Regions from separate parts of the Homo sapiens genome. Here all the other regions are linked to region 1. Evidence: read pairs that join two places in POLR2A ChIA-PET (ENCODE). Cell type or tissue: MCF 10A. All regions are shown on one strand. Region 1 holds the start of COL4A6 (collagen type IV alpha 6 chain). Region 2 overlaps COL4A6 (collagen type IV alpha 6 chain). Region 3 overlaps COL4A6 (collagen type IV alpha 6 chain). Region 4 overlaps COL4A6 (collagen type IV alpha 6 chain). Region 5 overlaps COL4A5 (collagen type IV alpha 5 chain). Region 6 overlaps COL4A6 (collagen type IV alpha 6 chain). Region 7 overlaps COL4A6 (collagen type IV alpha 6 chain).

Region 1 (4,000 bases):
GCAGCCACAACCTGAAATGGGAGGGAGGGTGAGTAATGGGCTCTCTAGGCTTCGGGGTCGTGCGTCTGCCTGTCGCCCCCCGAACCCTTTTGGATGCCTGCTCCCAATTTCTCTGCAGTGACAGAAGTACCAGTATAGTCCCGGCCTGGCAAAGTAACCCGAAGTAAGAAAGAGGAGGGGAGCTCGGGGCAGCAACAGCTCACCCAGGGTGCATGCTTGCGGCTCCTCCGGAGCTGGGTCCCGGGAGACTGCTAAGCGGCTCCGCGGCCCGTGCTCATCTGGGCTCTGCTGATGCTTGGAGGCTGTTTCCTTACTCAGAACAGAGTAGGTGGACGAAGTGGCCCAGTTTGGAAGAAACTAAACACTGCTTCTAGATAAGAAGTGCTCCAAAGGGAAACAGGCTCAGCGGTGCCCGTTACAACTTGCAGCACTCAGGAGATAGTTCCATGCAGCAGGAGAGGAAAGAATGGAGGGGAAAGGGGCGGGGCTGTCTGCTGTCAATCATCCCCCCTACCTTGGGCAGCCGGTAGTCTTTCTCACTTTCAGGCACCTTTCCACACAACAGCCCTAAGTATCTCCACAGCTTCACACACAGCCCCTTAGAGACCTATACGCTAAGACCTAAGCAACTGTGCATCATATACTTTCAACTTTACTGTTAGGTTACACATAAAGAGACATAGGCATACTATTCCCACATAAGACAGATGGGCCCGAAAGTGCCCTTGCACACATGCCCAAATGCATACAACACTGATTCAAATTGATAGTACACTAGGCTATTGGGAAGGGGAGACAGTTTCTGGAGTTGTAAATCCACTCTGAGCTAAGCAGAACCTAAGGATGAGTGGGCCCTCGTGAAATAGATCCAAAACCTTGAAAGACTCTAAAGTGGTTAATTCTAGGAAGATAGAAATGTTGTGAAGAATTCTTCATCAAATTCTTGAAGATTCTCCAAGGAGTCCGCAGAAAGTATTTTCTAGTTCTTTTGTTACTTTAAAAAAAATCTATATATCAGAATTATCAAAGGAACATTCAAGTCTTTATATGGGAGATATCGATTCAGCTGCCATCAACTCTATTTAAATATTTCCAATTAAGTGTTTATATTAATTCTAAGAAACACTGCACTAAATTTATTTAATTCCCTGCCCTAAATCTTTCTGAAACACAACTACAATGAGAGTCAATACCTTTTACATTAGCTCAATATAGGAGGCATTAATTATAGGATTCAATGCAGCTAAACAGAGATATAGCTGTATTATAATAACATAATACCATAGAATAATTACCAATACCTGCTGAATGCTCCCAGATCTTATACGTATATAACACACATAAAGTATTCACGCACATATACTTATTTTCTTACTTGTTTATAAGCATATACTTTATTTATTCCCAATATTTTCACATCTTCTGCTTGTATGTAGAAACTCTCTGTTCTGTGAGCAGCTGGAAGGTAAAGAAGACCAGCAGCCCAGGGAGCACCGACCAAAATTTGTTTCTAATGAGTAACAATAAAAAGCACGGCCCCTCTGAGATCCATCCGCTAAAAAAATAGTCCCAGTTTAGATCTATTTGTAATTGGCTTTGGTACGCACACCAATGAGATTGGAACTGAGCCTAGAAAAGTAGTATCAACGGAAGGTGCAAATGAACGAATAGAAAAGCTTCCCGGTTGGACTCATGGTGCTCAGTCAACTAGTCTGGAAGTTTCCCTCCCCCAAATAACTGAGCGTCACTCCCTCGCAGGTTGCCGGTGCAGTCTAAAACTGTGGCGGAGTGATACTCAAATTCCCTTGTGCTGGTGAGGAGGGGGGCCTTGCACGGGGAAGAGAGGGAGGAAAGTAGATCTGTAGGAATTGAGTGAAGAAAAAGTTTGCAAGTCTGGACAGAAGGGAAAAGTTCTCCTGAGAGACCGGCTTTGGGGAGGGGAGGGGGGAAGGAAGAGTAGCTCCTTCTTCTTCTTCTTTTTTTTTTCTTCCACTCTTAAAAAGCTTCTTTCTCTTCACCCAAGCCTCACTGTCCCTCTCCGGCTCTAGCTCTCTCCATATAAACCCTCAAGATTATGTCAATTGGTTAGAGCCAGCCGGGAATTTCGTGCGGGTGCTGAAGGAGCTGCGGGAGCCGGAGAAGAATGAAACTGCGTGGAGTCAGCCTGGCTGCCGGCTTGTTCTTACTGGCCCTGAGTCTTTGGGGGCAGCCTGCAGAGGCTGCGGTAAGTCCTTCCTCCCCTCCCCCGCGCCCATCACCGCTCTTTCACGCTGAAATTACCTTTTTTTTGGGGGGGGGGTCCCTTTATCTTCCTTTTGGCGTTGACTAGGGAATTCAAATTTGCTTTCTCATGTTTAGGAAGAAACGTTATTTGCAACACCGGTAACTCAAGCCTTCTGAAGTCCAACGGAGAGGTTTAAGTGCTTAAAAATAGGGCTGCTTGCTTCCCTGCAGCTAGCTCCTCCGGGGGCAAGAGCAAAGTCAGAAGTGGGGGACGCTAATTAAAGGCTCACTAGGCTGTGGTGGGTATTTAAAACTTTTCCTCCCCTCCCTCCACCGTCGGGTGTTTCCCTGCCTGGCGACTAACCTTTTCACTACTTGTACCCAGCCCACTCTTTGAATTTTGTCTGTAGTTTAATATTTTGGCTCTTCGAAAATCCAGCTTCCATCAAAGTGTTTTTAGCGCCTCAGTGAAGTTCGTCCCCTTTGCTCTTTCCTTAAGCAACAGGAACCTACCCCCACCTCAGGTCATTCAAGCCACTGACCTCCTTTTCCCTTTTGACATCCTTGTTACAAATGAAATGCTAAGGCAACATACCAAGAAGAGTGAGGTAAAGTCTCAGGCTTCAGGTCTTTTGCGTCTTTTTGTTGTTGTTGTTTTTTCTAAATTATGGGTTTTTTTGTTTGTTTACTTTTTTTTAAACCTACCAAGGCATCTGAACAAATTGAGAATTTGCCCATCACCTATTCAAAGGAAAATACTCCTTTTTCAAAGGAGAATCAGTGTTCCAGTTTAAAGGAAAGTGGGGGAGGAGGTACATGTGAAATAGCAGCAAAAAGCTCCATTCAGTTTTAGGAATGTAGAATTCAAACCTCAGTATATCTCTTAGAAGGGTATCTGGGTAGTCCCACCCACTGTCCTATTGGGGATGAGGGCCAGATGTTAAAAAAATGAATGGCTTTGTGAGAGAAAATGTTCTCCAGCCTGAAGCCCATCATCTTTAATTTCATATAACCTCTGAAGAATAAGTGTGTGACAAATTATTTAAATTTATTTGAGTGATCATTATGGATAGTTTTAAAAACTGTTTAATATGAGATCATGGCTTAGGCCTTCACATGGTTGAGTGACCGTCAATTCTTTGTAAGCAGCTGCTATGTTACAGCTCATCTGGGTCCACTTTTAAGTTAGCTGTCTAGCTTCCCTATAGCACTTAGCATGCCTCAAATCACATGTCCTCTTTCTATCCTTCTGAAGGTGTGTACCCGGTGTATGAAAACTAACTTTCATATTACTCTGAGCACAACATAATTATAATAGCAAATTTGCTGAAAAACCATGCATATCAAATATTTTTACTATGCATGCCATAATTTTCTTCCATCAAAGTAGACAAATGATTTAAAAATGCTTTTTTGATGCAGAGCATCTTAATGGGGGTAAGGTTTAGCCAGTCAATAGGGCTACAGACTTGGATAAAACTGCAATTGTGCTGTTGAAAATAGTTCATTTTAAAAACATCTTCTTGGTGCCCTCTGTTTCTGGCATTTGGCCCAGGGACAAAGATTTTGTAGATGTTTGATTAAATATATATATGTTTTTTGATGTTACTTTTAACAAATTTGCACCAGATGACAACTATACAGGTATGTATAGCAACACTACACATCAATTAATATTAAATCAATTTATGTTAACAATGAGGTTTCTTTTTATTGACAAAACTTGAGAGCAAGCTTGTTTTCTTGGATTCTTAAACTAATGAGTATTCATGAAGTC
Region 2 (4,000 bases), 180 kb before region 1:
CAAATTAAGTGAATGATATGGTTTGGCTCTGTGTCCCCACCCAAATCTCATATTGTAGCTCCAATAATTCCCTCGTGCTGTGGGAGGGACCCAGTGGGAGATAATTGAATCATGGGGGCGGGTCTTCCCCATGGTGTTCTTGTGATAGTGAATAAGCCTCACGACATCTGATGGTTTTAAAACAGGAGTTTCCCTGCACAAGCTTTGTCTTTCTCTTGTCTGCCACCATGTGAGATGTGCCTTTTTCCTTCCGCCATGATTGTGAGGCCTCCCAGTCACAAGGAACTGTGAATCCAATAAACCTCTTTCTTTTGTAAACTGCCCAGTCTTTATCAGCAGCATGAAAATGGACTAATGCAGTAAACACGTTCTTTTTTGTATGAAAAATGTTTAATGTGGGATGATTGAAGTTGATTCTGTGGAATCTGCTGTGTATGTCTTGGAATGCCCTATGGTGATACTGTTTTCCTAATTTAACATAATGTGGCTAGAAGCATATTAACAGTTTTCAGATAGAAAAAAAGGAAAATTAGTTCAATGACTTGCCACCCCTTTCCACTTTTTAGTGGAATAAATAAAAACTCAGGAGTTGTGCATTTTGAAAACCTCAAGGCATCTACAATATTTGACTGTATCCTACCTTCCACATTGGAGAAAAAGGATTCCCACTGAGCAGTATTTTTCAACTACCTCTTTAATCATCCCCAAATTAGAAGACATCATTAGCACAGACAATGGCCTTCTTCAAGGAGCTGGCCAACACGATTGCTAATCATTTAGCATGGTGCCGCCCTATATGGTAGCCACTAGTTGTGCATAGCTATTAAATTTGAATTAATAAAACAAAATGAAATTTCAATTTCTCAGCCACATTAGCCACATTTTAAATGCTCAATAGCTACATATGGCTAGAGGCTACTGTATTGCACACCATAAATGTAGAATATTTCCTTATTGCAGAAAGTTCTATTGGATGTTACTGCCCTAGAAAGCATAAGTATTATACCTGGAGTGGGTAGGGGTTCCAAGATGGTTTAGAGAAAGCTGCCATGAAGGCTCATCTCTGGAAGAAGTCTTAAAAATTTGAATTCATCTCTCTCATTTTATAGATGAGGAAAATGGGGCTCAGAGAAGGTCACATAGCTAATTTCCAGTAGAGTTGGAACTAGAATCCAGCTTTCCTGCTTCTGTGGCCCCTGCTCATTCCATGATCCTGGTTATATACATAGAGCATTTTCCTAGTTACTCTACTATCCCACAGTCACCTCTCACCAGTATCAGTAGCTCTAAACCATTGGCCAGATGTTTTCATCATCTCCCACAACACACTTGTATTTCAGAGAGAAAATATCAGGAGGACACTGGATCAAGAGGAGGCAGGGGAGGAGTATGTAATTATGCAAGTAAATACCTAGCTCCAGAATTAAGAGTAAACATTCCATCTGATCTATAAATATTTAACCAAAGTCATACATCTGGGCCCCAAGGAAGCAGGTTTGTTCTTGGCATTTACAATTAAAATGGATTAATCCTCTGACACAATGTTAATACTAACCTTTCTTAACTATAAACATGTCCCAGGATACTCTGCAGTGAGTGTAAATGTATAGGAACACATTAGTCACTGGATAACCAACTCTTGGCAAAAACACAATGGTTTATTCTTACAACATGTGGTATTGCATCAGCAAGGGATTTGTTGGGTCCTGTTTTCCATGGGGGTAAAGGAAATGATCTTGTTTACAAGGCTGGTGAGGCTGTCTTCTGGAGGTTCAGCTGCTGGGTCTCATTTGGATGAGTCCAAGGCTGGATTCAAAATTTCTCATGGCAGTTCTAAGATGGTATATTTTCTTTGGCTGCCATTCCTTCCACTACTCTGAACCAGGTGCTAATGTAAGACATTGGGGCTAGAGAGATGAATAGGCCCTAGTTCACTGTCCTCCCATTGCTCCTTAGGATTGACCCTTGAATTCTTGCATTAACATGAAGAGCTGGTCCTCTCAACCTCAGGCTGTATTTGTGAGGTCCTCCAAGACAGTCATGGCTCTTCCTTCCTGAGAGTATTGGAGGGACTTAATGTGTTATTTCTGTTTATATTTAGAAACAGTAATCTGAAGAGGGAATGTTTAAACCAAATACATTAATCACTAATGGTGGAAATTCAAGCATAAGTGAAAAAACTGGGTGTAATTTTTTAAAAATGCATTTTGAAGAAGAAGGAGAGTCCTGCTGAACTCTACCAGTCTCACCACTTCATGACCATCCATGCAAGGCTGATTGTCTGAGGTTGTCTGGCTGTCTTACACGACTAATGTGAGGCAAATAAACATACAGGCAAAGCTTCTAAGAGAAAGAAATTATATCTTTACCAGTTGCTTCAAAAGAGACCAGTAGGACCAATCACGGATTGGTGGTTAAGATGTCTATTTGCCCCTACTAATTCATAGTTGATGGGCCTTGCAAGATTCCAAGTTTAAATACAACTTTGTCTTTACAAAGCCTCTGTCTCTTAAGACCATCAGTTGTCCTACATTTCATTTGATTATTTTTTTAAAAATAAACAAACCCTCATCAAAAACCTTTCTTTAGACTAGTAGAAGATATTGGAATCTACATTTCACAAACATTAAGGTACATTCCATAACCATTTGTTTAAAAGCATGGGTGAGTGATTGCAGCCAATGTTTACTAAGTCCAGGATAATTCATGAGACCACCACAAACATCATGAATGACAGATTCTGGTTGTAAACAAGGTTCAGGGAACAGAAGCAGTTCTACCATCTAATATCAAGCTGAAGCTACTAGACTAACTCAGGGACTAAATCTATAGACAAAGAACAATAAAATCTTTCTGATGAGGTCCCCAAATGAGATTCCTGTGCTCCACTTCTTAGACCAGTGATTCTCAGTTTTACCTACACATTCGAATCATCCAGATTCCACCCTAGAGATTCCAATTTAATTGATGAACTTAGGCATTGGTGTTTTAAAAAAGTTTCCAAGGGGATACCAATGTACAGTTAGGGTTGAAAACTTTTGTCCTAGAGTACAAGGTTCTGCTCAAAGTTCTCATTCATTTGAGGCATTGAGAATAGCTTAGGACCGTGGTTCCCATCAACATCTTCCTGTGTGGTTTTAAAAAATACAGATTCTTGTATTCTACCCCCATACTTCCAAATTAGAATTTTTAGGAGTTGGTCCCAGGAATCCACAATTTTACAAGCTCCTCACATAATTCTTATGAAGCCATCCTGGCAGGTCCTGATTGGAAGAAATGCATTTGGTAACTACTGAATTAAGTCATCTGTATGTCTACAACTGTGCACAGCAGTGGCTCTCAACCTTTGTTGCTCCAATGCCTGATTGCTTGAATCTCACCTCCAGATAATTTAATTTAATTAGTTTGGGGGTAGATCCCAGGTATCAATATTTTTAAATAGCTCTCAGTAATTCTATGTGCAATTAGGTTTGGGAGCCACTGGCTTGGTGCAAGGATGGATAAAAGGTAGCCTGTTTGCTGACCCTCCGTGTTTTCATGTCCATGGCAGACATCAATAATCAATCCCTATAGTGCCCATATGTGGCCTCATAATTCTTCTCACTATATTGTCCTAGGCAGCCACTCCCATGCATTGAGTGGGCATACAACTACTATTTGCTATCTTTATCTTCGATCCAGTCTGGCAGAAAGTTAATGACTTCTAGAGAGTCCTTCCTGGGTTTTGTTTCTAGGGATAGTACTTAAATGTCGAGATTATTGTCTGCCAGGACACTGTTCTGAAGTAGGAGAAGGTAAAAGCCGGAGGTGGGTGCAATAGAGAGATCTATCATCTAGCTACCTCTACTACCCAGTGAAGCACTTTCAGTCCCAGCTTCTGTTAAAAGTAGAAAGCTTTATGCAGAGTAATTTATCTACTGTATACATATTGGGTTAACAGAGGACCTCTGTAAGACCTCCTAACACCAAGTGTACAGGAAAGGCCAAACATGAAAGGAGT
Region 3 (4,000 bases), 130 kb before region 1:
ATATGTTTTTTGAAAATATTTGTCTTGTTTTGTTTTCTGAAGTGAGGAGGGTTCCTAATAATGAGAGATAATATTGGAGAGGTAGTCCAGGGCCAGGTAATAAAGGACTTTATAGGTTTTCTAGAGTTCGGATTTTATTGTGAAGTCCATGGGGGAGCCATTGAAGGACTTTAAGCAAGAGTTTCATGATACATATTTGTGTTTTGGAAAGATTATGGCAGGACAGTGGCAAATTGATGGGGGAGAGTGAGATTAGAGGCTGAGAGATCAGTCTTGAGGTTATTGAGGTAATTCTGGCAAGAAATTATATGAGCCTAGATTGGAGAAATGGGTATGGAGAGAAGTGTATGTATTCAAGTTCAATTTCAGAAGACAAATGGACAGGACTTAATGATGGATTGGAGGTAGTAGGGAAAGGAAAGAGAAGACAAGCATGACTCCCAGTTTTCTGGCTTGAGCAGCTCAGTGCTTGTTGATGCCATTTGTTGTGATGGGGAAGACATAGATAGAATTTAGGAAGGAGTACATCTGGTGGGGGTTGGTAATGGAGTTCTGTATAGACATGTTTATGGTGCCAGTGAAATCTAAGCAGAGATATCCAGCAAGAAATTGACAATGCCAATCAGAAACTAAGAAGAAAGATCTGAACTAGAGCTAGAGATTTAATATTTATCATTTTATGGATGGTGGCTGAAATCCCTGCAGTATATAAAACCACCCTGGGAGAGGCCTACACTGAGAAGAAAAGTGGGATGAGGACAGAATGCTGGGGGATCCCAATCACAGTAGGAAAAGAACTAGGAAAGGATAGCATAACATTCAAGGGAACAGAAAGTTTCAGGAGAGAAGAAGGTGTCTTATATAGCAGGGCCATCAAGGAAGATAAGGAATGAAAAATATCCATTGGATTTGGCAACAAGTAAGTTAGTAGTGATTAGTGTCAGCAATAGGGCCAGCCCACAAATGTCTGAGGAGTGAGAGGGCAAATATTTGTCATGAAATAAGGCACAAAACTTAAGTGCAGGCAGCTGGAGAAAGGCCTGGCCACCCAAGGAGGTGATATAAAATATGAGCTTTCATGTTGGAGCAGTAGAGGACAAAGACATTGGTGTGTGTTGTAGTGGGTAGTCAGGAGAGGGACATGAGGGGATACACAGGGAGGAGGAAAGATGTACATTGCAATTTCCTAATTAAGGAGAAAATGGAAAGGCTTCTTGGTAGCCATGGCACCAGTCAGCTGACACAGGGAATGCCAGATGTTTGCAGGAGGAGAATAAATTGAAGGGCTAGTTGTTAATGCATCTAGGTTCTGGAATTCATGGGAAACACATTTTGCGGCAGTGGAACAGCAGGATGTAGGCAGGATATAAGGAATTAAGAAACTTGGGCTCAGTTTCTCATGAAACTCAGGCTAACTTCATAAACTCTCAAGCTAGGCATAAAGTCCCAAGTCATAAAATGGGGGACAAACAGCCTTTACCTAGAGGGCAATCCAAGCATTCCCCATGGTTTTGGATTATCTGTGATAATGCTTCTTTAGATGGCATGGATAATTAGGGGGTCACCATGTTTTAGATAAACACCAGAACAATGTTACAACAGGGAAAACTCTAAAAGAGTATTAAGGAATACTAGGCTCAGAAGAAAACAAACTGCCCCCTCCTCCCAACCCCAACTTCAGACAAACACACACTGATGGAGTATAATGCAGAGATAGCTTTCAGATCTAGTAGGGAAAAAAAGAGAAGTGTTGGAAATGTCAACCTAAAATGTTTTGTTTGATCAAGTGGCAGGGGAAAAAAAATACCAGGGAAGAGAACAACCCGAAAGAATAGTTCTTCCAGATAATAACACCTAACTCCTAAGAAAGAAAAGTGAAAGTCATATATTAAGTTCAAATCTGAACATAGTGTTTATTTAACACTATGAGGCAGGTCATTTTTAAAGATTGCCATTCTCTTAAAGTTGGCTAAATAAGGTTTAGCTACTAGCAGGCTGGTGACCTTGCGCAAGTCACTTACCAGTTTCTTTATTTGTTGCATACATACAGGATTACAGCCCCTGAAAGAAGATGTTTTGGAAACTGCAAAGCAGTGCACCAACATTAGGTAGGGACTTTTACCAGGCAGGGCATACCTTTGAGAAATCTGTTTGAGATAGCTTCATCCAAAAAGGGTTGGATTGCAGTTTTGCAGGAGTGCTAGGTGTTGTGTAAATGTCCTAGTCAGTTCAAGAGGACTTTGGCAAAGGAAAAGTACACACTGCCCAGCAAGCTATGCGCTTGATGTTTCCCCAAGGCAGGGGGCAGGCCTGCCAAGGGCTGCAGCACATCTCAGGGTGACCCAATGTTCCGTTGCCCTCCCAGCTCAAGAGGAACAGCTTGAAATATAAATGGTGCCCTCTGCTCAGCTAAGGAGAACAGTCCCAAATCTTTCTGACATCTGCACACAAGGGGTACTGAGAGGCTGTCCTGCAGGGTCAATAGTGCTGGGGCCAATTTAAACAATTCTGCTTGGCCCTGGGAAGGTAGGAGGAAAGGGAGGATGACTAAACAGGACCTGGTGGTGCTTCAAGCATCCACGTTCAGTTTTCTGCATGAGCATCGGTCTTATCTATTTGGGAAATAGGACATTCCTGCTCTTGACTCATGAAATATGGCTTGGTCTGGTTCAGTAACTTTGACAAACATTCTTTGAAACTTTAGACTTTGCAAATACATTTTTAGGAACATATTTGACAGTGTGGAGTCTGTGTCTTTTAAATATTGAGGTAAAAATCTGTGCAGGGATATTCTAATTTCCTCCATCCTCCATCCCCTCAGCCACTCAGATGTTTTCAAAAGAGAAGCCAGACTAAGGCTCCAGATGTTTGAAACCTAAATGAGGGCTCCTCATGAAATAAATCTACTGCCCTCCATTTCCAGAGATCAAAATCTTAGCCAGGGGCTTAACAATGAGATCACTGTAGGCATGTTTGCCTGGTGTAGGACTGACCTCCGATCAGATATATAAGATTTTCTACTTTTAAAGGCTCCCCAACCCAACAAACAGCCCAGAGCTTCTCAGTTTCCTGGTTGTTGTGTCTAACTGCTTCTCACCCTGCCACAATCCATCAGGAAATGTCCTTTGTGTCAAACCTCAAATCTCACTTGCATCGATTTGGGTCATTTTTATTTGCTGTATCTTTGCAGAGGTAAAGTAAGTCAATAAGAATCATCAGTTAGGAAAGTGGCTAAAGAATATGTCCAGGAAATTCACAGAAGAAATATGAATTTCCAGGTAATATGTGAAAAGACATTTAAACTCAGGGAATTAGAATGATTTTCACTCATCATATTAGCAAAAATATCAAGTGTTGGCAAGGGTGTAGAAAGATGGGCATTTTTGTGCAATGCTGATGGGAATATAAATTGGAGAATACTTTGTAGCCTAATTTGTCAATGGCTTTGAAGGTTAAAAATGTCTATTACCCTTCTACCAGGTAATTATGATCCTTAGTATCTATGCTAGAGATGTATCTATGCTTGAGCTAGTATCTATGCTTGAACACAAGGAGGCCTACTCTAAGATTTTCACTGTAGCTCTGCCATTTTACAAATAGCAAAAATTTAGAAACAACCTAAGTAGCTGTCAAAAGGGTGGCTGAATTAAACTATGGGGTAGAGAAAAAGATCTTAAGGACACGTTAAGTTTACAAAAGGGGCCCAGAATATATACTTAGAATTCTATTTTGGAAAAGAAAATCAGATAATGAGACTATTTTTAGACATACGTGTACATATCTCTGATTATGTATGGAAAAAGATAAGAAAGACAATAATGGCACTGAAAGAGCACCAAGAGAGATTTTTGCTTTGTCTATACTGCTTGCATGTTATTCAAGAATGTGTTCATATATTTATTGTGAAATTTTTTTTCTAGAATGTTTCAGAGGTGAGGGCATGGGTCTTGGTGGCTACAGTGAACATGTCTTCCGTGAGAGGCAGCAGTAGATAAGCTGG
Region 4 (4,000 bases), 130 kb before region 1:
TGGGGGCTGGAAATAGACTCTAGACATATTCCTGTGAAAACAGGTGTCCAGTGACTTATGGATTTGCACTCATTGGTAAAGAAGTAGCTGTAGCAGATAACTTGAGTGAAATTCAAGTGCTAGATATGTAGTGACAAATGAAAATGGCTACCTTGTACTCTGCTCTCGGAATTGTTCTCCTCAAACTCCATTTCAGCACACAATTCACACCTTACAGTGGCACTCCCATGCCCAGTTAGTCAGATCCAAATTCCTCAGTTGGTATTTTACAGTACCCCCCAAGCTCTCTAACTTCATTTTTGCCTCTCCTCTGATTGATCGTGATGATTGCTAGCTGAATTTCTGCAAGGCCCCCACATGACCTGCCATGTGCTGATCCTCACCAACCTCATCTCCTTTCTCTCTGGCTCACTCTGCTTCAGTCACACAGGAGGGCGTTCATTCTGTTCATTAAAAACATCAAGCCTGTTCCTGCCTCAGGGCCTCTGCCCTCGCTGTTACTTTTTTCTGCAATGTTCTTCTCCTAGATATTTTTTAAAAATCCTGGCCTCTTTTCATCACTCAGGTCTCAGTTCAATTGTCCATTCTCAGAGAGGCCATTGCTGAGTCTCCTGTTACTTCCAATCATATCATTTCATTACCTTTTCATCGTTAGACATTCTCTTTACTCCTACTAGAATGTAAGCTTCATGTAAGTAGGGACTTCATTGTTTTGTCCAACACTGCATCTCCAATGTCTGAAACCATGGATGACACTCAAGGAATTTTTGGTGACTATATTAATGGAGTTAGGATTTGAACTCGGGTCTGACTAACTCCAAAGTCTTGACCTTAACCCTTAAGCCTTAGTGTTTTCTAAGTCCTTTGTCTACCAGAACCTCAATACAAGGACTCAACAATGAGAAAAACTGCCATTCTGACCATATCCACCTTGGGAAAAAAGGAAAACATAAATTCTAACTGTTATCTGTAACAAGAACTTTATCTCTGGGATGGATTTAGTACCATCCAACTTTTTTGTTTAATGTTGGATGTTTTTTCCAAAGAGAAAGGCATATTTATGAGCTGACCTCACACTTAATCATTCTTGCCTCTGTGTACTGTGTGCCTTTTCCTAATTCCTAGAGAGCACTGTGAATTTCTCAGATGGTCTCTTATCTCTTTAGACATTCCCACAACACTTTATCATCACAACACCTTGGTAATAAGGTAAAGATGGCAAAGCTATGACAAAATATTACTATTTTAGATTCCAAACACCTTCCTTATACGTTATATTTTATCTCTCTTATAAGCCCTTGACATGGTAAGTGTTATTGCACACTTTCCAGTTTACCTTCCATTTTATGGAATATAGGACAGGCAAGTTTTAATAAGGGTGAGATCAAGAGGTACTCTGGCAGGAGGAAGCTAGGGGCTGGAATACAAGAGAGAACTGAGAGAGCAGCATTGAATTTTATCTTCACCTATGCTTACACCCTTGTCTAATGTTGAGTACTATATTTCTTGGTATTATGGATAATTTGTATTTCCTTCTCCATACATTTCTGTGTTTTCTAAGCAGTCTTCAACAAGCACATATAATTATTAAGAATACAAAATAATACATAATATTAAGTGATAAAAGTCATCCCCTTCAAGGAAGAGAACTTGACAGGTGTTGCCAAAGTTGAAATGGCATCTATTTGGAGCTATGGCCTACTTCCAAACAATGTCTGTTTGAGTGTTCCATAAAATTGGTCTATAGTAGATGAAAAATTTCCAGACCCCTCAAGCATGGAGCAAAGAGGCTGGAAGCAAGGGAACTGGATAAGACAGGGAAAAAAAAAACAATAGCAGGAGCTGAACAAAACCATAAGAATCAGAAGCTAAGGTTTCTTAGGAACTCGCCAGAACAAGGAGGCAAAGACACTCAGCTAACAGGAAATCATCACTGTCCTTTGTCACTGAGGAAAGTAACCAGAGAAGCCCTGTTGGCCACAAGGCAATTTCCTGTAATGCCAGCCCTGGCAGTTTCCCCAGGAGTCTTCAATTACAGTGAGGTGGGAGGAGTGAAGGCAGGCTTCCAGGGAACATGACCAGACTAGACCTGAGAAGCCTCTGCCTTATCCTGGCTTGTCTGGGGACACTCCACCCCCTGCTTGACCAGGCCATGTGGCTGGTGTCATTTCCACCTTGGAATGCTCTCCCTTTTCTCTCAAGATCAAGCCCATCTTATACCCAAGAAAATTAAAACTGGAAAGGCTTTGGGAGATCATCTAATACAGTGGTTCTTAACTCTATCCGAGCAGTACTTTATTATTTTTATTATAATTATTACTCTCCCTTGCTATCCTAAAAATAAATTCATAGGAATAAGTTATAATAAAAATGTAAGCAAAAAAATTTTTTTAAATCTTATTATTATTATACTTTAAGTTTTAGGGTACATGTGCACAACGTGCAGGTTTGTTACATATGTATACATGTGCCATGTTGGTGTGCTGCACCCATTAACTCGTCATTTAGCATTAGGTATATCTCCTAATTAAGCAAAAATTTTAAAAGCACATATTATGCCCTAACTGTATTGCAAAGAAAAAAAAAGAAGAAAAGTAATTTATATTAAAAAGATATGTATTTCAATATATAAAAGCTCATACATGGCTATATTAGAAGATGTCATGAAGTGGTAGTCAGAGGCCAACAGCTCTATAGAGAATTATTATGAATGTAACAGGCTGCTGACACAGAATGACACTGGGATGTAGTATTGATGATTCAAGTATCATGAATGCAGTTGCTATTAGTAAGTGCAGTGATTCTCTCAAATGATAAACAACTCATGGTGATGATCGTGGGTGGGGGGCAGGAAGTACAATCTTCCCTTTATTTACTGGGCAGTTTTATTTGTAACAAGAAAACCATGAAAAACTTCATTTCAATATGTAAAATGTGGTTATGTTCTAGACTTAAATAATTATAAACAGTTTTCATCTCCATGAATATCCAGAGGTCTTCTCTATCCTTCAGGATGCATAGTATTCAGAACACCTGTCATTCCTGGCAGCCACCTAGTAAGTGTCCCTGACTCCCTGATCATTTTGACAATCACAAATGGCCTCACAAGTTCCAAAATACCTCCTGGGGTGTACTTTTGTTAAGAAGTATTGGTCTAATCCAAATCACCCATTTTACAGATGATAACACTGAAGAAGATTATTTTGGCTTGGGTCACACTGTTAACAAGTGGATTCTAACACTTCTGAACATAATGCAATATTCTTCCTACTGTTCCGTACCTCTCAAGGCCAAATTCAAGTTCTATATTTTCCATGACCACTTCAGCTTCGGTGAACCACAATACTCCCTAAGTCCCATTCACTGGGTAAGTGTCTCATGTTGTTATGGGAGAGTCTTTGCAATGTTCCTAAGGTTGCATAGCTGAGAGTCTTGTTTCCTCATCCAGACCATAACGTTTATAAGGGAAAAGTCAATTTATTTTACTCCTTTGTATAAAACCACAGTGTTAAGGGGCAAAACTATGTTCTAGCCAATATCTGAGGCAGTATCCCTTAATTAGGAATATAAGTTCTGGAGTCAGTCTGTACAGGTTTAAATCCCAGCTCTAATATTTCCGAGTTGGATGAACTTAGGCAACTGACTTTATCTCTCTGAAACCCAATTTTCCTATCTGTAAAATGAGGATGGCAACAGTATCTACTGTACAGAGTTTGATTGGAGGACTCAATAAGATTAAGCATGCAAAACATAGTACCTGGCTTATAGTATGCACTAAGTGTCAGCTATTATTATTATATTAACATTAGCTATACTAGACTACTCAGCATTTTTTGCAACATTCTGGTCTCTCTCTGGAGCTCCTTATCAAGTGCTGTGCACTGGTATGATCATGCCAGTTTGTCTATAGCTGATGTTCACTTTGCTTGGTCAGGATGTCCATTTGGATTTGTTGATGTCTGTATATGTAATTATCTGAATCAAGAACATAATCACATTT
Region 5 (4,000 bases), 75 kb after region 1:
TGGCGTGAACCCAGGAGGCGGAGCTTGCAGTGAGCCGAGATCGTGCCACCGCACTCCAGCCTGGGCGACAGAGCAAGACTCTGTCTCAAAAAAAAAAATTGCCTCAGTTTTCTCAAAATGGTTATATCATTTTATATTCCCATCAATCAAGTATGACAGTTCCAGTTGTTCTATAATTACTCCAATATTTGATGTCAGTCTTTTAAATTTTAACCATTCTAGTGGTTTTATTGTAGTATCTCAATGTGCTTTTAATTTGCATTTCCCTGATGACTAGTGATGTCGAGCCCTTTTCATGTGCTTATTGGACATTTGTGTATTTTCTTTTGTGAGGAGTCTGTTAAAATCTTGTGCCTATATGTCAATTGGGTTGTTTGTATTTTTATTGTTGAGCTGTAGTAATTCCTTTTATATCTTGGATACCAGTTTTTTGTCAGATGTATGTATTGTGAATATCTTCTTTCAGTCTCTGGCTTGCTTATTCATATTAATAATTGTATATTTTGATGAGTTATTTATCCACTTTTTGTGGTTTTTCCTGTCTTTGCCCTGTCCAAAAAATCCTGCTTAATCTCAAGTCATGTTTTGTTTTTTATATGTTTGTTTATAAAGGTTTTTTCCTCTGTGTTCCTGTAAAAGTTTTGTAGGTTTTTATGTTTTATGTTTCTAATCCATGACCTTTTATGTTTTAATCGATGATCTTTCTCAAATAATTTTTGCACTTAGTAATGAAGTAGGGATTCAGGCTCATTTTTTTCCAATAGGGATATCCAGTATTCCAGTACCATTTTTGGAATATGTTTTTTCCCTATTGGATTGCTTTGGCACCTTTGTTGAAAATCAAGTACACTATCTCTATTCTGTTTCATTGATTTATTTGCTGATTCTTAAGATGATACCACACCGTCTTAATTACTGTACCTTTATAATAAGTCTGGAAGTCAAGTTTGTGGCCAACCCACATCCCAAGATTATGCAGAAGATCTAATAAAGAAAAGCAAGCTTTTAACTAAATTATAATCAATGCCTTCATCTTTATAATATGAATAATGATTCACTTGGAGCATTTTCAGCTTGTTTATCTGAACCATTAAAGTCATTTTAAAGTCAGTTTAAAGTCATTACCATTTCCTGGGAAAATTGCTCTAATAATTTGTATAATTTGAAGCATAATCCTTAGGAATATTTAGACCTAGCATTAGGTAATGTTTCCTGGAACTCTTGGTCAAACTTGGGCTTTCAGGACCACTGCACTAGTTTTGCACTGCTCAGCTCCAGGGAACCATTTACACTGGCATAGTTGCTAGAAAGGTAAATAAAAGCAAGAAAGAAGTTAGAACAGAGTGGAAAGAAGTTAGAACAGAGTGGAAAGATGAGGAAAGAGATAAAAGAAATATTTGTGGTATAACGTGGTAGGTCGTCATGTGTCTGGTATCTTTTAGATAGACTAGTAAGGTTAGTTTCAATCACTTATTTTAATTGTATCAAAAAAGTAAAGCAGATAAAAGTAGAGCTTTCTGGCTAAAGTATATGTGTATAAGATCACCGCAGATCATCCCCTTCACACCTCCTCTTTTATCACCCACAGTCCCTAAAGCTGAAATCCAGCATATAGTAAGGTTGTTACATTGCATATTGCAGTTTGGACATTTATAAATTATGGAGGCAAAAAAGTGGTGTGCTTTTTTGCCAAAGTGGAAACTATGTGTTTATAATTCTTTGAGCTTTTTTGACACTAAAGCAGTTGTCTCATGGGTATAGCATCTCCAATCAATTTCGACCATTGGGAATCCTGTGTATAAGATAGATTTATGTAAGAACATTATATATATTGAGGTTGCTAACATGTGTCTAGTTAAAAATGTAATGAATAAACTACAATTTTATATATACACTTACATAGTTTTTTATTTCTCCATTTGTTCCAGTTTCTTTCCATGTTCTGTTAACTAATAGATGCTCAAAAAGTTAATTATCAGCATGATTGCCTCAATCAGAAACTATGACTTTTTCCTAACTTAGGAAGAGAGAGAATAGTTGCTTGGATAATAGTTTTCTACTGTTGTGGTTAGTCCTGAGGCCTCCATCTTGGCAGGAATAATTTATGCTAATAAGAAATAGGTTGATGATAAATATCAAGTATAACCTCATGTCAACAAGAGGCGAAGCAGCAAATTGCCAGGTTGTTGCTATTTTTATTAAGATCAAAGCTCATTGGTTGACGATATGCATATAAGACATATCCTGGACTCTTTCTGCCTGTAAAGAATTCTGCACCTCCATCTTCCAGACCTGTTTATTAAATCTCTTTCTCACCCATGCTTCCACTGATTTCTGTAAGATGGAGCTAATTAAAGGACAGTTTTTTTTTTGTCATGACAAGAGCATAAAGTGACAGTAGATTTTGAGTAGTATATAAATGGAAGCTGCTTTGGAAATAATTGCTATATTTGAGTGACGAGTATTGAGAAAACACTACTAGCTTTAATATTTGAGGAAGTCATATGTTTTCTAAATATTAATCACTAGCCTGTTGCATAGAACTGGAGCTTTTGAATTTGGGAAGGTCTGTGGTGGCAGTGGTACATTTTTTCCCACCATTGGTATCTGATTTTATGTAATCAGTGTTTGATAATAAAAAACATTATTAAGACTGCATTTTTTTTTCTGTTGGTTACAAATGAAACAGCCAGAACTGTAGCATTCCTTGTTTTTGTGATCCTACTAAACTATGGTTTTCCTGATTTCTGCTCATGTTGGAAAATACCATGGGAACTTTCATGCAGAACACTTGCCTTACTGAAAATGGTAGCAGAGCTTCTTCTTTGCTGCCTGTGAAGTAAAGATCATATTAGCTCTTTCTATTGTGAGTTCCAGATGCTTTGATGATCAGCCAGTAATTGTGTTAGAAATGCACAGGAAATGGTTGATCCACTTGGTGTAAAGGCAAAAACCAATTTCTTCTTACTGCCTGTCAGCAGGCAACAGGGAGGCCTATGGCATGTTAGTGCATTTTTACACTGGCATAGAGCCCTGGAGTTAGACTTACTGAGTCTTAAATGCACTTCGAACACAGGTTTTGACTGCTTCATAGGAGACATTCCAGACATATTTATGCTCAGCACAACTCTGAAGTTTTTATTCTTATTATCATGGTACTGTGGTCTTTTTGTTTGCTTCTTTTATCTGTGATGTTAGTACTTTTCCAAGGCCAAGTTAAAACAAATAACTACAGTTAAGTTCAACTTGTGTTAATCTGTTTACATTTATGGAACAGCTTTGCTGCAATCTGGAGAAAGATAATGAAACACAGGATACGTCTGTACATGCCTGGTAGAATGGAAAGCTGCAGTACTGTCAATAGGCCATCAATAAAGATATTCTTACCATAAAATTAAGGTTCATCTTATTTCCCAGTTTTCTTTTTACAGTAAGGCTATATCTGTTGATTAACTCATTTATCTGGAAGTAAATCATTCTAAATGATACTGGACATTTTCATAACATCCAGAAATAAATTCTAGCTTAAAATCTGATGATTTTATTATGTTACTCATGTTTTTTACTTCACCATTCTCGACCACTAATTTTTAGTTGGAAGTCTTGGATAATTTCTTCCAGTGAAATTAGTTAGTAATGGAAGGAATGTGGCATTTGAAAGCAAAAGATGGAGTTCAAGTGTTAGCCTACGGTGCTATTCTAATCTAAATATTCATTTAAGCCTTCTAAACCTCAGTTTCTATATCTGAAAACATAGGTAAATATTCCTGCATACATCAGAGCATTATTACTGAGAGGACCAGATAAGTATATGTCATATTATTTATAAATTGCAAAGAAATATACAAATGTTCATCATCATTTTTGTTGTTTGCAATGCTTTTAACTCAAGCTTCTTAACACATCAATCCCATGTATATAATTCCTTATGTGCCAGGTTAGATATAATAATATAACTTGAGAATGTATATTTCATTTTATTTTTGAAAATATACGTATC
Region 6 (4,000 bases), 170 kb before region 1:
GATTTAGCTGTCATCTCTGAAGGCTTAAGGGCAATGATCATTCTTTCTTGGTTCTACCATCATAGAGGCCACTTGCTTATCTTCTGCCTCCAGAAATCACTGCAAGTAATCTGTCTTCCAGTCTTCCATAGAAGTATGGGGAAAGAGAACATCAGAACTCAGCCTCCTTGCTGTGGCTGAGCCACATTACCCCTTAGAATCAAAAGAGATTAGGCAGAACCTCACTGAAATGGTAGAGCCGGCCAGCCATATCATTCAGTAGCTGCAAGTTGTGCTGCAGACAAAAAAAAAATAATAGATCAGGAAAGCAAACTGTGCCAATGAAAAGGAAGGGACTTTCGGAGCCTGCACTCATGAGGACATTTGTCTAGAAGGTTCGTGAGAGCAAAGCACACTGTCAGTGCAGATCAGCTGGAAACCTAGAGGAGGTAAATTTAAGATCCAATGATATTTTCTACCTGTAGGATGCTGGAGGCCAGATTTAAGAGTGCAAATGTACTGAAAACCAGAGGCATAGAGTTGCCATGGAGACTCACACCTGAAAAAATCTCACAGATAATGACTTGAGATCTCAGAGATACTAGCTCAAATCTTTTCAAGCTAGATTTGAGCAACTCGGTCTAAAATTTGACTCAGACCAGACTGGGCAGGATGGGGCAGATTCACAATTCAAGGGCCATTGAAGGAACTCTACAAAGGCAGTCAGGGAAGGGCTAACAGAAAACTAGCTCAGACCTATTAACATTTAAGTGAAGCTCAGTGTCAGTAATAAGCATGTTGACACATTTCAGATGATTACAATACTCCCATTCTTCAAAGAACTATAGTATTTTGGTGTTTGAGGCCATTCTGGTTCAATTATCATGTGACGTTTGGATTTTCTTTTAAAAATCAATTTTTATTAAAAATAGAGAGACTGGTATGTATGTTTCAGGGGTGGAAGAATTTGTGTTTTAGTAGGGGAACTTTAACCAACCCCTACCTCAAACAGGTTCAAATGGAAGAGTAGGTGACAACTATGAAGGAGGCAAATGGGCCAAAACCCAGGGACATAAGATAAAAAGAAAAAAGGAGCAGGCCACAAGGAGTCATCCTTGGAGTTGTCCTTTGGAGCCATGGGCCTTTAACTAGTTCATACAGCCTCTTATGGAATCTTGGAATTCAGTGTGGCAAAAAGCAGAGAAGTCTTGAGAGTAGGGTTTGCATTCCAGCACTGTCCAAATTTTCTGTGTTACCTTGAACAAATAATTTCAGCTTTCTGAGTCTCAGGTTTCTCATCTGTAAAATGGAAACTGTCATACCTGCCCCTTCTAAGTGTGGCAAATTGCATTACTGCCCCCAATTCTTTGCCCCCTACTCTATCCATGTCATTTGGCTCATTCCTTCCATAAAAGAGGTGGAGTATATTTCCCATTCATTGACTCTGGGTTCAATCATGTAACTTGCTTTAGCAGATAGGATGATATGGAAGAAAACAGTGAGCCAGTTACAAGCTTATGCTTTAAGAGGCATTCTATGTTTTTGTTTGCTCTTGCATGTCAGCTGTAACCATGAAAAGAATCTGCCCAGGCAAGCCCACTGGTCCTAGGAAGAGAAGGAGGAACACATGCAGCAGAGCCACTCCCAGCCTAGATCAGGTAACCTGGACTAATGACTGAGCCCAGTCCAGACTGACTGATGCCCAGCAAACCCGCAGACTGGTGAGAAGTAATTGTCTGAAGCCACTGGGTTTTGGAGTGGGTTGTTACATGGTGACAGCTAATTGATACATTAACTCATAGAGGTGGTATGAATCTTAAATGTGTTAAAGAATGAGTCCTTTTTCAAATTTTCAAACCTTTTTTCAAAGGTTTACACAAAAAACTGTACAAATTATTGTTCTAAGAGTGGGTAAGTAACTTAAAGGCCTGGAATGCTAAAGTAAAGTAGAATTAGGTCATATTTGGTTCCTGTAGGTTTTAATTGAAAGAGTTCCCTTTCAATTAAAATTAGGGGCACTAAGTCCCGAGGATCCATCCCAATGACCTCATCTCAAAGCTATGGTTGCCCATGAGTTCCTGTTCAGGCACTTGAGAAAAGGCAACGCGGCTTAGAGCAAAAGGAGATAGTAAGGATGGTTTAATGAGAAGACTTTCAGACCTCTTCAGACGATGGAGCAGGATGCCAACAGCTCTTTACTCTGTTTATTCAAATACTTGTTCTATTCATTAAATCAGCCATAAAATTTGTCAGCGTTGGTGAAGTCTTGTGGGCTGTGGCCGGCAAGTTTGCTGGGCAATAATTCTGCCAGCTCTCTTCCAAGCAACTGTTTCTGAGAGCTCCAAAAGCTAAACACAGGAAAACCACACCAGCCACAAGCTTCATTAACCAATAAACTCTTGATGGAAAGCAGGATCTCACACCATTGTTTGTGGTACAAGACTCCCCCAAGGGAGAGGGACAGTGGTACTTAAAAATCCCATTGGGCTGACTAAAGATGATCCTATGCTTCACAATTTACTTCAAAATTTGTGTCAGGCCAGTATTTCCACTGATAAAATAAATATCAGAAAGGATATTTAGAAAATCTTGGCAAGAAAAGTATAAGTAAATATGAGTGCAGGCAGGGGTATTTTAAGAAATAATATTAAATGGATTCAGTCAGATGAAGAGTAAATAATTTACAGTCCTAAGGATTCAGAGCAGACTCAGCCATAAAAGGGAGGGAGGAACAACCATCTGCTGCTCCAGGTATGAGTGACCAGCTTACATGTCACATGCCAAGGCCTGAACCCCAGCGAAAAACACAAATCATAACCAGATATGGACCTAGAAAGTTCTACCTTGGGGGTCTATAAAGGGAAAAAAATCATACTCTATTGGCGGTTGTGATTGTTCTCACTTCATGCAATAGTCCAAAGGAAGTTCTCTCTTTTACAGTGAGGGAGAAAGAAGCAAACTACTTTTAACTACTATATTTACACCATGTTTCTCTTGTGAAATCCATTCCTCATCCAGCTACCCTGGGCAAGAGAGAGTCTACAGTGGATGTATTTCCTGTATTATCCAGCTGCCTTCGGGTATACACAATAACATCTGAAAGCTAATTAACCAGTTTACCCTTCCTCTAACCAAAATGCCAAAATCAAATTCCTTATTACCTTTGTACCAAGCCCAAGTGCAACCCCTGTCATCTTTCACTCCCATATCCAATAGGTCTTTCACATTTGCTTTTTTTTCAGGTCCATCTCCAGATCTGTCCTGCCCCTCTCTGTTTCCATTGCTCTGCCCTAGTCTAGGCTCTGTTCCCTCATGATTTGCTTACTGTAACAGCCTATAAACTTCCTGGCCTCTAGGTTTTCTCTAACTTTTCTTTATATTGCACTCAGGTCATCTTGCTGAGCTACTGTTTAGAAAAATCAGTTCGTTCTCATTCTTTTAAAGGAATATGAATGACTCTTGGTTTCCTATGGCATCAAAGCCTCTGTGTAGCAGCCTTATTACTCGAACTTCACTCACTGTGTCAACCCACTTCAGGCTGGTACCTAGAACACTGATTCTCACTTTTGAGACTTTACTCAAACCACTTCCTTTGCCTAAAATGTTCCTTGAGACCTCCTCAACAATCCTGTCACTCCATGTATGCATAGCCAGCCTCAAATTTCTATCTCCCCATGAAAATTCTCTTCATAATAAAAATGAGATGAGTGGAAATTTAATTAAAACCAAGCAATCAACCAACAAAACAAACAACAACAACAACAAAAGCGAGATAAGCAGTAGGATTCCCAGTCTTCTTACTGTTTGGTTATCAGTGGCTTCTCCAGAAATGCTTTTTTTTTTTAACCCATCTCTCATTTTTTATTTCAGTAGGACAACTTTAATTCGAGATAGCACTCTCTACTTCTATCTGCCAATGGTTATCAACCTCGGCTTTGCATTAGAGTCATCTGGGGAGATTTAAAATACCAGATTCCCAGGTTGTATCTCAGATTAATTAAAGTAAAATATCTATGAGTAG
Region 7 (4,000 bases), 140 kb before region 1:
GGATAATTCTATGTTGTGAGGGGCTGTCCTGTGCATTATAGGATGTTTAGTAGCATCCCTGTCCTCTACCCACTAGATGCCAGTATGACCCCACCAGTTGTGGCAACCAAAAATGTTCCCAGACATGGCCAAATGTTCCCTGGGGGGCAATATGGTTGAGAATCAATGGGTAAATGTGTATCATTTACACATCTAGTAAATGATAGAACCAGGGCTTAAAAGATTAGCTATCTGACTCCAAAATCCATGCTCTCAACCACTGCCCTTACTTGTATTCCCCAAATGGCAAATTTCTCTACCCTGTTCTGGGTCCCTGTGGGCCCCTGGGAAGTGGGAAGAAAATCTGGTCTCTAGAGTGAGGGGCAACTTACACTCAAAGATATTTTTGTTTGCACTGCAATTAGTGTTCCTGCTCACAAGTTCCTTGGCTCAGGCTTGCATGCAGTCCCTCCCCTCCCCTCTGCTTCTCTTCCCTTCCCTCCCCTCTCCTGTCTTCTCCTTTCTATCCCATCTCGTCCCCACACCTCTTTTTCTCTCTCTCACGTGTGTGTGTGAGTACACACACCACACACACACACACACACATCTTGCCTTCATAATCAAGGAAAGACTTTTCAAAAACACTCTTCAGAGTTTAAGTCTCTTCTTTACTGTGGGCCTGTTTCCCCATATGTAAGATGAAAGGGTCAGACTAGATGATTGCCCTTCTGGCTCTGCCAACTGTTCTGTGAGTCTAGCGCTCTCCCTTTCTTCATGAGGTAAATACTTTTGTTGGGGGGAATGAGGGGGGTGTTTGGAACAAGGGACGTTTTAGGCCTTCCAGTGTAGAAGCTGGTGCAAAGTTCCCAGGCTGCGTTTGTCTTTGTGCCGTGTTTGCTTCAGAACTGCCTTCTCCTGTCGCTCAGGGCCGAAGGCCACTCTGGCTCTGGCCGTGGCCTGGCTTGGTGGGGCGGCGGGTCAGACAGGGCATTGTCCAGGGCTACCTTGGCAGCCTGGGCTGGCAGGGGGAATTTCTGTCGCTTCTGCTCTGTTTCCCGCCTGGCCTCCGGGCCCTCTCCCTGGGCGGCCTCACCACTGACCCTGGGAGGTCACCTCCCAGCCACGGGTGGGTGATGGCGCTGCAGGGATGGCTGTGTGTGGGAACGGGTGCTGTTCTCGGGGATCCCCGAGGAGCAAGGATCTTTCGGGGATGCTGTGAAGAGCCCATGCTGATCCCAGGGCGGGATCAGGTTCCCCTCAGGAATCTGGGAAACTCTCAAGGAGGCCCTGCGGGGGCTGGTTAAACTGTCTGGGGTCTGGGGGCGTTGGGTCATTGGACTGTAAATGCAGGGAGGGGGCAGGCGGACTTGCCACATTGCAGGCTCTGGTGCCTCCAAGGGACCTTGGAGGCCTTCAAGTCTCCTTGCTCCTTTTATGAAGGAGGAGGAAGAGGGAGAGACGGGCTTCTATTCTGCTCTCAGAGCTCTGGCTCAGTTTGGACTTGATTTAAAAAGTAAAATTCAGGGAGAAGTTTAAATTTCTTACTCTGGTACCAATTACAGGAGCAATGGGACCCCAGTTCTGATAATGGATCGCATCAGATCACTAAACTGTCTGCCACATGCCTCCAAAAGCAACCCACGTTAGGCATCTTGGGACTCTGTGTCCTCCTGCTGTTGAGCCTCTTCTTATGTTTATTATCTGTGTCTTTGTGGTACCTTTGTGGTTCCTGAGGGGTCAATATTAGTATCTATGTGGATATGCAGGTTTAAGCACATTTCTGAATTCATAGAGTGTCTGAATGGGTTTTAAGAATAGCAAATGTTGCTGTGTATATGTGTGGCTTTTCTCTCTGTATATTTTCAGTTAATAATTCTTCAACTGAATTTCAAAGGCCACGTTTAACCCCTGGCTTCCTTTCCTCCCTGAGCTTTGTGAAGTTTAAGGCTCTGTTCTTAAAGCAAAGGGGCCCTGTCTGGGGAGCCTGTTTAGACCTGTCTCTTCCTTTTGTTTGCTTTCTTTTTGTCTCTCTCTGGGGAAACCTGGCTCCTGAACCCTGGTTACCCCTTATTCCTCTCTGGGCCCCACAGCATGTTCCTCCACAGCTCCCTCCCTTGCTCATAGCTGTATTGGCATTCCCCCAACAACTTGTGAAGGGGGTAGCAATCACTGACTCGTGTCAGCTCTGAGAGAGAACCTAACTGAAGTAATGGAATGCAAAGTCACTACAATTACTTGAACTAGCAAAGACATGTACAAGGACAGAGACCACAATTTCTTTGATAACCAAACATACATTAATCTTTCTTGGGGCTAAAGAAATGAGCATTTTTTCTTTTGGTCTTCAAAAATTAAAAAGTAAAACTGAGCTTATAAGGCTGAGGATAAAAGGTGTAAAGGCTGTCATAGCAAAGCCTAGGGCTTAGCTAAGTCCACCGTAGGAGCCTGCCATGGTCACAGCCAGTAATTCAGGATAAGGGCACAATTCTAAGGTACTCTGCAGACTTTTCTGCTGACCAAGCTTTAAAATCTGTTTTATATGAGACAATGACTTCCTTCTTTCATGATTCCCCAAACTCTGCCTTATACTTATAACCCCCACAATAAAATTTGTCAGGTAGGAAACAGATGCTCTTTCAGGACCCTTTGAGTTGGTCTTTCTCCCTGGGCATCATAGTAATTACAGGAGCTTTTAACATCCCACAGAGAAAAGCATCTAATAGTCCTACCTCTGGAATCAAGACAGGATCATCTCAGTGATGCCAATTCCACTTGATTTTATGATGAATTCTCCTTAAGTGGAATTAGTAGGGACTAACCAATGGGGACACTGGTTTCCAAAGAGTTAGACAAATGTGAGGGAAAGGAGCTAGAACTATTTTCCAGCTAATTTTTTAAAAATTAAAATGTCATACATTCATCTAAAGTGAAGACTAGGTCACATCATCAAATCACTAGTTTGGGTCTCTCTCTCTCTCTCTCTGTGTGTGTGTGTGTGTGTGTGTGTGTGTGTGTATTCAGGAATAGAGAAAACCACTGAAAGAAAGCATCTAAGCAGCAGAAAAAACAAAGTTTCCATTCTGTTGTGCTAGGGGGTCTTGGACATGCCACTTACATCTAAAAATAGGGAGCTTAGTGTCTGCCTATCATGTCTCTTACTCCAATCCACCCTGGATAACCCTCACCAAATTAATATTCCTAAAGAAATATTTTTTGTCATAATATTTTTAAAAAGAGATAGCTTAATTACTACAGACCATACCAGTCTATCCATTTGAGGTTTCGTGATTTACCATTTAGACTTTTAATCAGATGCAGTGATGGGTAGTCAAACATTGGCGTGTGTGTGTGTGTGTGTGTGTGTGTGTGTAGCCGCCCTAAGTAGAAGTCTGGTACTTATGAAATGTTTCCATTCCCCACAGTGCCTGCACCAATATTTAGCCCCCAGAGTACTTTCTTAAATGTTTTTCTAGGGGGCTTGAACCTCACAAAACACAATGAGATAAAAGAAAACACAGAACATAGTCTAGGACTTCCACCTCTAAAAGTAAAGATGGTCATTAAATAATTGGCTATGTGCTTCATTTGTTAAAATAAAAGCTCTTTTGAAAAGATGATAGTGAAGCAAATTTCTGCAAAGCAATGCACATTTTTCCATCAACTTTTACTATAGCTTAGAGAGTTGCTGTGCAATTAATTTTCTTAAACATTCTTGGAAGACTTCCATTAATGCGAGTCTTCTCAAAGTAGACACCAAATTACTTCCCTGACATATACTTGGTAATTTCATCTCCACATGTTTCTAACTCCATTGCAGTGAACTTTCATACAGTCAGTGGCCTACATAAAGGGACAGACACACATTACAGCTGTGAAAACTGACATGACTCCTCACAGAACTTGTAATCACATATAAAAAACATGCTTTCCTTAAGCTTGGAATTCATTTCTTAAACCTTTAAAAGAGAAGGATATTAGAAAAACACTTTAAAACCCAGACAGGGATATAAATGGATGCTAT

Evidence for each region. ChIA-PET counts read pairs that join two places held together with the same protein. Peaks named below come from ENCODE experiments on the same cell type or tissue, not always from the same donor. Only the 100,000 strongest peaks of a DNase experiment are listed, where the experiment ranks them.
Region 2: POLR2A ChIA-PET joins it to region 1 with 33 read pairs; 3 of 35 experiments call an interaction of 5 or more read pairs at or near these places.
Region 3: POLR2A ChIA-PET joins it to region 1 with 22 read pairs; 5 of 35 experiments call an interaction of 5 or more read pairs at or near these places.
Region 4: POLR2A ChIA-PET joins it to region 1 with 20 read pairs; 4 of 35 experiments call an interaction of 5 or more read pairs at or near these places.
Region 5: POLR2A ChIA-PET joins it to region 1 with 17 read pairs; 2 of 35 experiments call an interaction of 5 or more read pairs at or near these places.
Region 6: POLR2A ChIA-PET joins it to region 1 with 21 read pairs; 3 of 35 experiments call an interaction of 5 or more read pairs at or near these places.
Region 7: POLR2A ChIA-PET joins it to region 1 with 15 read pairs; 5 of 35 experiments call an interaction of 5 or more read pairs at or near these places.

Annotation. Positions count from the first base shown.
Region 1 is chrX:108,437,983-108,441,982 of GRCh38, forward strand. COL4A6 (collagen type IV alpha 6 chain) reads right to left here and starts at 440. Exons shown (of 45, transcript NM_033641.4): 1 at 204-440; 2 at 1-11. The coding sequence starts at 214. COL4A5 (collagen type IV alpha 5 chain) reads left to right here and starts at 1,856. Exons shown (of 53, transcript NM_033380.3): 1 at 1,856-2,224. The coding sequence starts at 2,144. In MCF 10A, no CTCF peak of the experiment used is centred here; DNase peaks (open chromatin) are centred at 489 and 1,639.
Region 2 is chrX:108,260,347-108,264,346 of GRCh38, forward strand. The region is part of intron 3 of COL4A6 (collagen type IV alpha 6 chain); the gene reads right to left. Among named protein-coding and RNA genes, the nearest start is that of ATG4A, 170 kb to the left of the region's middle. In MCF 10A, no CTCF peak of the experiment used is centred here; a DNase peak (open chromatin) is centred at 1,675.
Region 3 is chrX:108,305,315-108,309,314 of GRCh38, forward strand. All of the region lies in intron 3 of COL4A6 (collagen type IV alpha 6 chain), which reads right to left. Among named protein-coding and RNA genes, the nearest start is that of COL4A6, 130 kb to the right of the region's middle. In MCF 10A, no CTCF peak of the experiment used is centred here; no DNase peak of the experiment used is centred here.
Region 4 is chrX:108,311,110-108,315,109 of GRCh38, forward strand. The region is part of intron 2 of COL4A6 (collagen type IV alpha 6 chain); the gene reads right to left. Among named protein-coding and RNA genes, the nearest start is that of COL4A6, 130 kb to the right of the region's middle. In MCF 10A, no CTCF peak of the experiment used is centred here; a DNase peak (open chromatin) is centred at 2,042.
Region 5 is chrX:108,513,211-108,517,210 of GRCh38, forward strand. The region is part of intron 1 of COL4A5 (collagen type IV alpha 5 chain); the gene reads left to right. Among named protein-coding and RNA genes, the nearest start is that of COL4A5, 75 kb to the left of the region's middle. In MCF 10A, no CTCF peak of the experiment used is centred here; no DNase peak of the experiment used is centred here.
Region 6 is chrX:108,268,879-108,272,878 of GRCh38, forward strand. All of the region lies in intron 3 of COL4A6 (collagen type IV alpha 6 chain), which reads right to left. Among named protein-coding and RNA genes, the nearest start is that of COL4A6, 170 kb to the right of the region's middle. RefSeq lists an enhancer at 1,351-2,550. In MCF 10A, no CTCF peak of the experiment used is centred here; no DNase peak of the experiment used is centred here.
Region 7 is chrX:108,297,406-108,301,405 of GRCh38, forward strand. All of the region lies in intron 3 of COL4A6 (collagen type IV alpha 6 chain), which reads right to left. Among named protein-coding and RNA genes, the nearest start is that of COL4A6, 140 kb to the right of the region's middle. In MCF 10A, a CTCF peak has its summit at 106 (motif pointing right); a DNase peak (open chromatin) is centred at 2,076.